Regions from separate parts of the Homo sapiens genome. Here region 2 is linked to region 1. Evidence: read pairs that join two places in POLR2A ChIA-PET (ENCODE). Cell type or tissue: MCF 10A. All regions are shown on one strand. Links, peaks and the distances in the headings refer to the core of each region. The heading gives the core; the rest is flanking DNA.

Region 1 (2,913 bases), core at 270-2,769:
ATAATAGTTTCATAGGTTTATGTCAAGATTGAATGAGACAAGACATAAAAAGTACCGGGTATAGAATAAGCATCTGGTATACCTGAGCTAGTCACACACAGAGGAAAGTAAATTACCACCAGCTAGACATTTTCAATCTATAATAGCCTGTGCAAGTAAAACAAAGCAAAAAATAGAAACACTCTCTAAGGGCCATTGAATCAGTTAGGATTAGGTTTAGCTACGTGAAATAAACAAATAACCATCCCACCCCATGCCCACACACTCAGACACATACACACAAAAACCCCAGCAGTTTAGAAATACAGAAATTAGTTTCTCTCACACATAAAATAAGCCGGAAAGTAGGCAGCCCAAGATTGCACAATCACCTGGATTCAGGCTCCTTTCTCCCTCCTGCTCTGTCGGCTTCCTGGTCCTGGAAGTCTGCTTGGCTCCTACCATCTCATCTCCTTTTTCCAAGCAGTGAGGAGGAGGAAGGTGCAAAAATGAACCTACACCTTACCATTTAAAAACACTTCACAGACTGGCCTTTGTGGCTCACCCCTATAATTCCAGCACTTTGGGAAGCTGAGGCAGGAGAACTGATTGAGCCCGGGAGTTACTGAGACCAGGATGGGCAATGTAGGGAGACTCTGTGTCTACGAAAATTTTAAAAATTAGTTGGGCATGATGGCTGACAACTGTGGTCCCAGCTACTCAGGAGGCTGAGGCGGGAGGATCACTTGATCCCAGGAGGTTGAGGCTGCAGTGAGCTTTGATGGCACCACTGCACTCCAGCTTGAGCAGTAAAAGCAAGATTCTGTCTCCAAAATAAAGAAATAAATAAAAATATTTATCAGCTATTACATCCAACATTTCCATTAACATCCCATTGGCCAAAATTTGGTCTCATAGTCTTGTCTAGCAATCAGGAGGCTAGGAAATAGTCTTTATTCTGGGTGGGCGTGTGCCTAGCTAATAACTGGGGGTTCTAGCACAAACAAAGGAGAGAATGGATATTAGAGAGGAAAGGAGCATTCCATTCCCCAGCTGGGTGGATAACAAACTGCCTCTGAGCAAGAAACATAATGAAAATATTCAAACACAGGGAAGGCTGCCCCAAGATTGACTTATTTGTTTATTTATTTGTTAGGGTATAATTGTCAATGGTTTACTTATTGTGTCTTATAGAATCATAAGCTAGATTATGTCCTCAGCCCTCCTGGAAATGCTTGGCAGAGTGTGCGTCCCATTCAACCTCCACAGCGTAAAGGAAAGGGAAGGCACTTGGGGAGATTTCAAAGAAAAGCCACCAGGATGACTAATAGCTCAAAACAATAAGACCTAGGACGCACTGTTAAGGAATGAGTCAGCCAGGGAAAGAGATGGCTAGAGGGTGACTAAATAATGATCCCTTGCTATACAAAGGTCTCTGCACAGAGGAGGAGGGAGTAGGAGCAGGAGAAGAAGGAGGAAGATGACCAGGAGTATGGTCATCTCCACTAGGGGTTGAACGGAAGGAAACGGGAGCAGGAGTGACTTAAAGATACCTGAAAGGACAAATGTGCTGAAGGGGATGCTTGTCAAAATACAGGAGATGGTATAAACATATAGCACGTGGGGATTATACATTGGCATCTCTGACCACCGTGGTATTTGAATGTGCTCTTCACTAAAGCAAAGCTTGAGAGTTTGCGGGGAGGGAGGGGCATTCACAGGTGGAGGGAGGGTGAACGACCAGAACTCCTATGATTTCCTTCTCTGTGCCTCAGTTTCCCTCATGGAATAACCATGTGTTGGAGTTCAGAAAAGAGATCCTATATTGATTTGAAAGATACACTCTGGTTTTGCAGATGTACAGAAAATAATAACTAAACAATATCAGTATGTGGCAGAAGAGATCCTACCAGTAGAAAGGAATGCCCTTTCTGCATTTTAAGATCTCATTTTTTAAATTATAAAAGGAATATAATGGCTTTCCAGTCAAGGTGGCCCCATAAGATGCATGCCATCTGCTGCACACATTCAACAATGTCAAACTAATACACAAAGAGAAAACCAAAAAAGATATAGCATGGCTCAGAAACAAGACAATTATTTACATGGACCAGAAACAAGAGAGAGCTGAATGAGGCAGAAACTAGGACCAGGGGCCGTGGGTCTCAAACAGGCAGTGGTAGTTGAGAATCTGGCTTCTCTAGAGACCAAAGCCAGGAGCCTGTAGAAGCCAGGGGCTGCAGTAGAGCTCTCCTTCCTCCTCTCCCCCAGCGCCTGCTCCTCTCCCACTCCCCAGGGGTAACCACTCTCCCTTTTCAGCCCTCCTGAGAGCCACTCTGTAAGATGAGGACATGTGGCATCTACAGGGCTTCCCACCTCGCTTCTCCTTCCCTGATTTCTATTCAATTCTGCCACTGTCCTTACCTCTTCATTCTGTTAACTATGATTCTTTTGTGTTTTGTATATAGGTGCACTGCAGAAACGAGTAATATGACTAAACCCATAGAAAAGGGAACATATTCTATGTTATTAAATCTGCCATGATTTAATGGAATATTTTTCCAAATTCAATACATAGCTCAAAATCATGTCATATTTTAGTTAGCTTCGGTTTTTTCATTTGTTTTTTGGTTTTTGGGTTTTTTTTAAAAGACAGAGTCTCACTCTGTCACCCAAGCTGGAGTGCACTGGTGTGATCATGGCTTACTGCAGCCTCATCCTCCCGTGCTCAGGTGATCCTCTCACCTCAGCTTCCCGAGTAGCTGGGACTACAGGCATGCACCGCCATGCCCAGCTAGTTTTTGTATTTTCAGTAGAGACGGGGTTTCACCATGTTGCTCAGGCTGGTGTCAAATTCCTGAGCTCAAGCTATCTGCCCACCTCTGTAATCCCAGAACTTTTGGAGGCCGAGGTGAGCAGATGCCTTGAGACCAG
Region 2 (2,913 bases), core at 186-2,685, 140 kb after region 1:
CAGCGGCGGAACTCCTGTCCCTGCCCCTCTCCTAGAGAATGGAGCTCCCCGTAGGGGGCTCCTTTTGGCTGAGGCCCATGGGCTCAGCTTCTTGGGCCCACGGAGCCTCAGCTTGCACCCCGAATGCTGATGGTGCTCAGAATTGATATTGTGGGTAGTTACAGGCCCTGGGTGTCTCAAATAAACTGTGAGTAGGGGGATTGCTTTAGGGGCTTCTGATTTCTCCCTACGGCTCAGATGCCCTCCCTCAGTTCAAAGTCTTTAAGCCCACATGATTGGTCCTGGAGTTCTTGAGGTGAGCCTTGGGTTGGGAGATATCTCAGGCTCAAGAGCAGTCAAGGCCATGCCCTACTCACTCTGGTCCCACTAATCTACTCCCCACAGAACATTACACTCTGTACCCCCACCACAATACAACCACACATGTGCACACACACCATGCACTCACACACACCACACACTCAGCCCCCATACGTCACACCACATGCACACACACTTACATACATGCATCACACACCACACACACACAGTCACACATATACTCACACCTCCACATCCCATACCACATACACACATACCACATATCACACATGCAACACATGCACACTCACACCCACACCACACACACAGCACACTCCTCATGCCCTCCACATCCCCACACCCCACACACTCATATACCACACATCATACACACATACACTATGCACAACTCACATCACCCATCCCTATACTCTCACACCACACCTCACATACACATAGCACGCTCACACCTCACACACACACACCACACCACCTTTACATTCGCAGAGTTTTGTAAGGTCTTTCCAAAACCCGTGCAATGCCAGCCTGGCCAACACGGAGAAACCCTGTCTCTACTAAAAATACAAAAATTAGCTGGGCATGGTGGCGGGCGCCTGTAATCCCAGCTACTTGGGAGGCTGAGGCCAGAGAATCGCTTGAACTTGGGAGGCGGAGGTTGCAGTGAGCCGAAATTGTGCCGCTGCCTGGGTGATAAAGCGAGACTCAGTCACTAAAAAAAAAAAAAAAAAAAAAAAAAAAAAAACCAAAACCCGTGCAATCCTCACTTCTAGCAACCGCCAGGGGTCTCTCCCCACTGTCTGTGCCATTCAGTGGCCATAAGCAAGACAACACCTTCACTGTGGGTGTCCTGGCTAGAGAAAGGGGTCCAGCTTGGAGACATAGTTTGCTAGTACATCAATCATTAAGAAAATCATATGTGTTTAAAACACACTGAATTTTATTTTCTTTGGAATTTTTTTAATTTTTTACTTAATATTACATTAGGGTACAGTATAACACAACGTGGATTTTTATCCTGGCTCTGCCATTTACAAGTCAGTTAACCTTTGACAAGCAGCTTGATTTCCTCATCTGTGAAATAGGAATGACTATTATTTTTTTAAATGCTTTTTTTTTTTTTTTTTTTTTTTTTTTTTTTGAGAAAGAGTCTCACTCTGTTGCCCAGGCTGGAGTGCAGTGGTGCGATCTCAGCTCACGGTAACCTCTGCCTCTCGGGCTCATGCGATTGAAATAGGAAGAATTCCATATGTCTCAAAGGGTTGTTGTGAAGGTAAGGGCCAACCGCATAGCGCCCCTACTGTTCTGTTTGGTGCATGGTGGGTGCTTAGTGCATGGTAATGAGGAGACAAGCAATAGAGTTGTCTTCATCTGGCTCTGCCTCTCCCAGTGGCAGGGGCTGCACCCATTCTCAACATTCCCTTGGGCCAGGGCCCCCAACTTCTCCAGGTCCTGGGGAGATGGTGTGTCCCACTGGCTAAAGGATGAATGTATAGCTTTTGGCCCATCACCTCTCCATGAGTGTTCTACCAGTGTGGAGATATCTTCAGCTAGAAAAAAAAAAAAGTCGCTGGGCACAGTAGCTCATGCCTGTAATCCCAGCACTTTGGGAGGCCGAGGCAGGCAGATCATTTGAGGCCAGGAGTTCGAAACCAGACTGGGCAACATGGTGAAACCCTGTCTCTAGTAAAAATACAAAAATTAGCCAGGCATGGTGGCGCGCACCTGTAATCCCAGCTACTCAGAGGCTGAGGTACGAGAATTGCTTGAACCTGGGAGGCAGAGGTTGCAGTGAGCCAAGATCTCACCACTGCACTTCAGCCTGGGTGACAGAGTGAGACTCTGTCCCAAAGGAAAAAAAAAGTATCCTTCTTGGGGCAGTCTGGTTTCTCTGGAGGTTCATTCACTCCCTACAGGCGTCTCTCATTGGCTTTCTGCCTGCCAGTCTCACCTGCCTTCCTGCATGAACTGCTCTAAGGAAAAAGCAATGTTCTATTTGTTATCCTGGGTGGTGGTGACTCTGGTGTTGACTTTCTAATACAGAGATGATAGACTTCATAATATTTTTAATAAGTGAAAAACCAAAGTAGCAATATGAGGGTTGCCTGGAAAAGAGCTGGGCTGAAAAGGAGGTGAGTTAGGAGGCTCCTGTCAGATCCAGGTGAGAAGTGGTGAGGGTCTGGACTTGGGCACTGGCAGAGAGAATGGAGAAGCGGGGAGGGCATCCTCACACCCCAAGGTGGTGGAAACGAAGTGCTTTGGCACCTGCCGTTGCACTGAATACATACGAGGGAATTGTCCAGAACTCCAATGACCCCTGGGTTTCCTTTAGCAGACTGCATAGTCTGTGGTGGGTGGGGCAGCAGGGGAATGGGTTGAAAGGGATGATACCTTTTGTTTAGGGCGAGTTGAATTTGGAGTGCTTCTGGGAACATCCAAGTGGAGTGTCCGGTAGTCAGTCAATAAGGGGACTGTAGCTCAGCAGAGTCAGGAGCAGCTGTCTTCAAAAAATGCTCAACAGCGGCAGGGCGCGGTGGCTCATGCCTGTAATTCCAGGACTTTGGGAGGCCGAGGCAGGCGGATCACGAGGTCGGG

The links. ChIA-PET counts read pairs that join two places held together with the same protein. Peaks named below come from ENCODE experiments on the same cell type or tissue, not always from the same donor. Only the 100,000 strongest peaks of a DNase experiment are listed, where the experiment ranks them.
Region 2: POLR2A ChIA-PET joins it to region 1 with 5 read pairs; 2 of 35 experiments call an interaction of 5 or more read pairs at or near these places.

What each region holds. Positions count from the first base shown.
Region 1 is chr13:27,194,073-27,196,985 of GRCh38, forward strand. No RefSeq gene overlaps it. Among named protein-coding and RNA genes, the nearest start is that of USP12-DT, 23 kb to the left of the region's middle. RefSeq lists an enhancer at 741-1,940. In MCF 10A, for the core only: no CTCF peak of the experiment used is centred there; DNase peaks (open chromatin) are centred at 379 and 1,329.
Region 2 is chr13:27,337,885-27,340,797 of GRCh38, forward strand. No RefSeq gene overlaps it. Among named protein-coding and RNA genes, the nearest start is that of RASL11A, 69 kb to the left of the region's middle. In MCF 10A, for the core only: a CTCF peak has its summit at 1,609; a DNase peak (open chromatin) is centred at 1,607.